2 separate regions of the Homo sapiens genome follow, and region 2 is linked to region 1. A link is a loop called in an ENCODE intact Hi-C map of the cell type or tissue named here. Cell type or tissue: Caco-2. All regions are shown on one strand. Links, peaks and the distances in the headings refer to the core of each region. The heading gives the core; the rest is flanking DNA.

Region 1 (2,891 bases), core at 392-2,891:
AAAGAGTGGAAGGAATAACAGTTTACAAGTAAACACAGTTGTTAATTTTTTGATGGTGGCATCTGTATAGATATAGGTAGGTGTGCAAAAATACTGAGATTGAACTTTGTCAGGAATACTAATTAGACGAACAAAAATCTCAGATTATTTGTCAACATGCTACATCATGTTGGCATATCTATTTTTCATAAGGAAGATAAAAATGAGGATGTTTTCTATTACTAGAATTCAGAGATCAGATGCTTCTTTTTTTATACTCTTAAAATGGTAAGCCTGTTTACCAATCCTTAGTAGATCTATGTTGTAATAAACTTGATAGATGAATTGTAAATATTTCCTTTAACAATTGAGAGAAACTTTATAATATCCAATAAAATAATATTTCCTGCTTGTAAGACTATTTACCACTAACTGGCAGCTTTTATACTATAAATTAGAAAAGGTTGACTCTGACATTTTCACCTAGGATACCATTAAATATTTTACGTTGTTTTAACCTCCAAAACTAATATTTCAAAATTTGAAGTCCAAGTAAAATGAAGCATTTAGGAATTGCTCTCTGCTCCTTTATTCAACAAATGTTTACTTGCAGATTATCAAGTAGGTTTTAGATTTGAGAGCAAAATTGTGTATATGTGTGTGTATGTATGTATGTATGTATGTATGTATGTATGTATGTATGTATATGTATTTCTAACACCAGTGCAGCATAACTAATTTAATGCCAGTGCTGTGAACTATATACTGAATAGCTCTGTGTGGGCTTTGTAGTCTACAGGGATATCACATTATTAGCAATCATATCTGCTTAGGCAAAGCTGGCTTCTACAGATGGCTGCTTTCAAGTGCAAATGAACTGGTTAGACGTGTCTTGTTTAATACATACTCAAGATTCACAAATGGGTATTGATTTTTTTTTTCAACCAGTGTTTCTGATAGCAGTGGAAATGGATTAAATGGTCTCTAGAGAATTTAAAGGAACACTGTCACTTTTAATTAATAGTAAACTTGAGTGGTAACAAAGTATATAAAGTTACATTAATATGTCATGTCAATATGTACTTGATTTATATTGTCTATATAGTTTTATAACAGTGGGCTATAGATTCTAGAAATAAGTAGCTTATGGCCTTCAATACATTGCATGTCTTTATAAAAACATGTGAAAATATGTATTTTTATATATATACACACACACATATGTGTCATATATATGAAATATATATAAATATAAATATATATGTATACACACACACACATATGCCTTTAATTGTAGGGTACGTTACGTTGGCTTTCTAGAAATAAGCTTTATATATTCTTCATATATTTATATTCTGTTAAAATCAGGACAGTTTTATATGTGGTCTAGATAATTGAAAATATGCTTACTAGGGCTCTGCAATCTGGTTTGTTGATTTTACCCTCAGATGTATGATCTTTATTAGTGTTTTTGTTACAGATTAGTATAATTTCACTTGGCTTTGAACATTCTTATCAATATCTTCAAAGAGAAGCACTAATCCTGTTGGGCAAAGGTTTCTTCTCAATACATTCTAACAGAAGGGAAAAACTTTTGAGAATTTCCCCCAAAAGATCCTCAAGTCCTTATTGTTGAGGAGTCGATGGTGGGGTCATGTGGGACCATGTCAGCTGTGTGCAGTGTTAAGTGTGGGTGCTGCAGAGCCTGTTTTACTTATGGTAAAGTAAAGTTCATGCCATGGACTAAACCTGGTTTTCTGGAACTGCTGCTTGCTTCTATTAAAATTACCAGCAGATTGCATGTCTGGATCTGCATACCAGCAGGTGGAATCAGTTGCTTTGCTGACTAATTTACAAGTGGAAGAAATATCTGTCTTTGCAACTGCAACCTGTTAGAGTCTCCTTGTAACTAGGGCCATTAGTCAGGAAACCGTATGATGAATTCTAGTACATACTTCTATGTATACACATTGTCAAGACTAAATTTTAAAAACTACAAGGAAGTAGTTCAGAATCTTACACAACAACTGATCATAATTTTCCTTATACCAACTATATTTTTGGCATCACCAGTGTCACCAAAGGATTTCTTTAAGCAAATAAAGCAGCTTTTAACTAGTTATATAGTCTTTTTCTTTCTGCCTGGTTTGATCTGTTTTGTTACAGTGACTTGCTGGATGTTTGCAGACACATCAGAAATGTACCATAAACAGCGTGTAATGAAACTTAATGATATTGGTATAATTACATTTATGTACCAACAATTTAGTGGAGAATACATTATGATTATGTATATATGGAAAATCTAGTTCTGCCCAAATCAAGAATACTTTGCTTCTCTCCAAGTCTAGTTTTGAACTTGTATGCCTTCCTATATTTCATTTTTTCTTTTTTTATATCACCCAAGTAGTATAATACTTTTTATATCTGCTGCCACCATTTACCCCATGTATTTAGTTGTAAACTAATAACCCATTTCCTCTATATTTTCTGTTTGCAGGCTGCTGGAAAGTACAGACAACAAGGCAGAAATTATATTGTTGAAGATGGAGATATTATCTTCTTCAAATTTAACACACCTCAACAACCGAAGAAGAAATAAAATTTAGTTATTGCTCAGATAAACATACAACTTCCAAAAGGCATCTGATTTTTAAAAAATTAAAATTTCTGAAAACCAATGCGACAAATAAAGTTGGGGAGATGGGAATCTTTGACAAACAAATTATTTTTATTTGTTTTAAAATTAAAATACTGTGTACCCCCCCCCCCCCATGAAATGCAGGTTCACTAAATGTGAACAGCTTTGCTTTTCACGTGATTAAGACCCTACTCCAAATTGTAGAAGCTTTTCAGGAACCATATTACTCTCATGATACTTCATTAATCTCCATCATGTATGCCAAGCCTGA
Region 2 (2,930 bases), core at 139-2,638, 73 kb after region 1:
ATGATCACATTAACTAAGCACCACAGGTACTATTAACCTCCTGGATTATCTGTTGATTCTTACCAGTTTTTTTTCTTGAGCAGAATCCAAATTCCAAGCTCTGGAGACATCAAGCTTGGTCTTACTTTGGAAACACTCCCAGCATTTCGGATTTAGGCATTTCCTCCCTAAGCATACAGAAATAGAGTGGGTGTCCTGAGCCAGTCTCATTCATTCATTTGACAAAACTTTTTGAGTATCTGCTAGACCCTGTTCTAGGGTCAGGGAAATGTCAATAAAACAAATAGACAAAAATCCCTGCATTCTAGCCGGGAAAAACAGTGAGTTAAATCCATAAACATACTAGGTAAGCAGTACTATGGGGAAAAAATAAGCAAGATAGAAGATGTGAGTGTGGGGAACTGCAGGCGTCACAGTGTTTTATTTTTTAATTTCTTTTTGTAAAGATGAGGTCTTGCTTTGTTGCCAAGGCTGGTCTGGAACTCCTGACTCCAGTGATCCTTCTCAGCCTCCCAAAGTACTGAGATTACAGATGTGAGCCACCACCCTGGGCCAGGTTGCAATTTTAAATGGGGTGTTCTAAGTAGGCCTCACTGAAAAAGTGACTGAAAAGTGAGCAGCGTGGCTCTCTAGAAAAGTGTCTCATGCATAGGAGACAACTAGTGTAAAGTCCCCAGTCAGAAGGTGAACACACCTGGTATGTTTCCCAGGAACAATTTAGAGGCCAGGATGGTTGAATTGGAGTGAGAGAGGGAGAGGGTGGCTGAGCTAAATTCAGAAAGGTTACAAGGGAGCCACATCATACCCTTGGAGTCCATTGCAAGTTCATTGGCTTTTCCTGAGTGAGATGGGGAGCCACTGGAGGGTTTGAGCAGTAACATGCTCTGACTGACTTTTTTTTTTTTTTTTAGATTCAGAGCGTACCTGTGCAGGTTTGTTACATGGATATATTGTGTAATATTGTGATCTGAGCTAGTGAAACCGTCACCCAGTGAACATTGTACCCAATAGATAATTTTTCAACCCTCACCACCCCCCACCCTCCTCACTATTGGGCTCCCCAGCGTCTGTCGCTTCCAATCGTTATCTGGCTTACATTTTTGAAGTATGACTCAGGCTGCTGTAAGGGGAACAGGTGTGGAAGGAGGGAGACTGTTTAGAAGGCGAGCCGCTAAGCCGGGTGGGAGACATTGGTGGCTGGCAGTAGGCTAGTGGCAGCTGACTTGAATGTGAGAGAAAAGACTAACAGACTTGAATGTGAGAGAAAAGAGATGTCAAGGAGGATCCTCTTCAGGATAAACCTTGGAATTCTGGCTTGGAATGCTGAGCAGAAGCATCCCCAAATGATACAGCATATGGCCTGCAGGTTTCTGGCCACCATCCTACACCCAGAAGCAGAGCCAGCCTGACGGTGGAGCCAGTGCTGCATGTGGCAGGGCAGAGTGGCAGAAACTGGTCCTGAGGACAGCGGTGAGCCGCTGGATCGACACCCGAAGCCCGATCTACCTCTGCACTTTCAGTTACATCACCAAGGAGCTCCCTTGGTTATTTTCTGTTACTTGCATCCAAAAGCATGCTCACTGCTATTCTGATCCGGAGTCGCAGAAGTCTCTCAGATGCAGTTTGCCAGAGAAACTTTTGGAAAGACTTTACTCCTACATACACAGTCTTGATGGACTTGGGCAGATAATTGGGAGAATTCCCCAGGTTACCAGGCAGAGTCTCTTGCTCTCTACCTTCCCTTTCCTTCAGTCAGGAGTCTTTCTCTGTACTGGCCTGCCCAGTGTTGGAGGTGGGTGACACAGGCACTCCTGTAGCCACCACAGTTGCAACTATGCTGAGTTGCATCTGAAGCCCTGAAGACCAGCACAACATTGGGGTTCACCCAAGGGCCATGGCCAATCTGCGTGACTGCCACTGGTGTTATTCAAGGCCAAAGGCCACTTTAGTTGCCCAGGCGGGAGTGCAGTGGCACGATCTTGGCTCACTGCAACCTCTGCCTCCCAGGTTCAAGCGATTCTCTTGCCTCAGCCTCCTGAGTAGCTGGGATTACAGGTGTGTGTCACCACACAGAGCTAATTTTTGTATTTTTAGTGGAGGTGGGGTTTCACCATGTTGGCCAGGTTGATCTCGAACTCCTCACCTCAAGCGATCCACCCGCCTCAGTCTCCCAAAGTGTTGGGATTACAGGCGTGAGCCACTGTGCCTGGCTAAGACTTTTTAAAGAGCAGTTTTAGGTTCATAGAAAAATGAAGAGGAAAGTACAGATTTTCCATATATCTCCTGCCTCCACGCATGCACAGCCTCCCTTACTATCAACATCCCCTACCAGAGGGGTTGGTATCTGTTACAGCTGATAAACCTACATTGACACATCACTATCATCCAAAGTGCATAGTTTACATTAGGGCTCACTTATAGTGTTGTACATTCTAGTGGTTTGGACAAGTGTATAATTATATATACTTTGTATATTATTATGCAGTGGTGTCATACAGAGTATTTTTACTGTCCTAAAGATCCTTTGTGTCCCCACCTATTATTCCTTCTTCCCTCCAAACCCTAGCAACCACTGATCTTTTTACTCTCTTCAAGTTTTGCCTGTTCCAGAATATCATGTAGTTGGAATCATACAGCATATAGCCTTTTCAAATTGGCTTCTTTCACTTGTTAATATACTTTTAAGGTTCCTCTATGTCTTTTCATAGCTTAATAGTTCATTTCCTTTTAGTACCGAATAACATTCCGTTGTCTGGATATATACCACAACTTATTTATTCATTCACCTACTGAAGGACATCTTGGTGGCTTCTAAGTTTTGGCAATTATGAATAATGCTGCTATAAACATCTGTGCATAGGTTTTTGTGTGGACATAGGTTTTCAACTCTTTTGGGTAGATACCATGGAGTGTGATTGCTGGATCATATG

The links. Peaks named below come from ENCODE experiments on the same cell type or tissue, not always from the same donor. Only the 100,000 strongest peaks of a DNase experiment are listed, where the experiment ranks them.
Region 2: it touches region 1 in a loop (5-fold over the local background); 1 of 110 quality-filtered maps calls a loop at or near these places.

What each region holds. Positions count from the first base shown.
Region 1 is chr2:174,075,116-174,078,006 of GRCh38, reverse strand. It overlaps OLA1 (Obg like ATPase 1), which reads left to right. Exons shown (of 11, transcript NM_013341.5): 11 at 2,480-2,891. The coding sequence ends at 2,581. Among named protein-coding and RNA genes, the nearest start is that of LINC01960, 51 kb to the right of the region's middle. In Caco-2, for the core only: no CTCF peak of the experiment used is centred there; a DNase peak (open chromatin) is centred at 1,666.
Region 2 is chr2:174,002,276-174,005,205 of GRCh38, reverse strand. No RefSeq gene overlaps it. Among named protein-coding and RNA genes, the nearest start is that of LINC01960, 22 kb to the left of the region's middle. In Caco-2, for the core only: a CTCF peak has its summit at 1,482; DNase peaks (open chromatin) are centred at 1,095 and 1,425; H3K4me3 peaks cover 219 bases.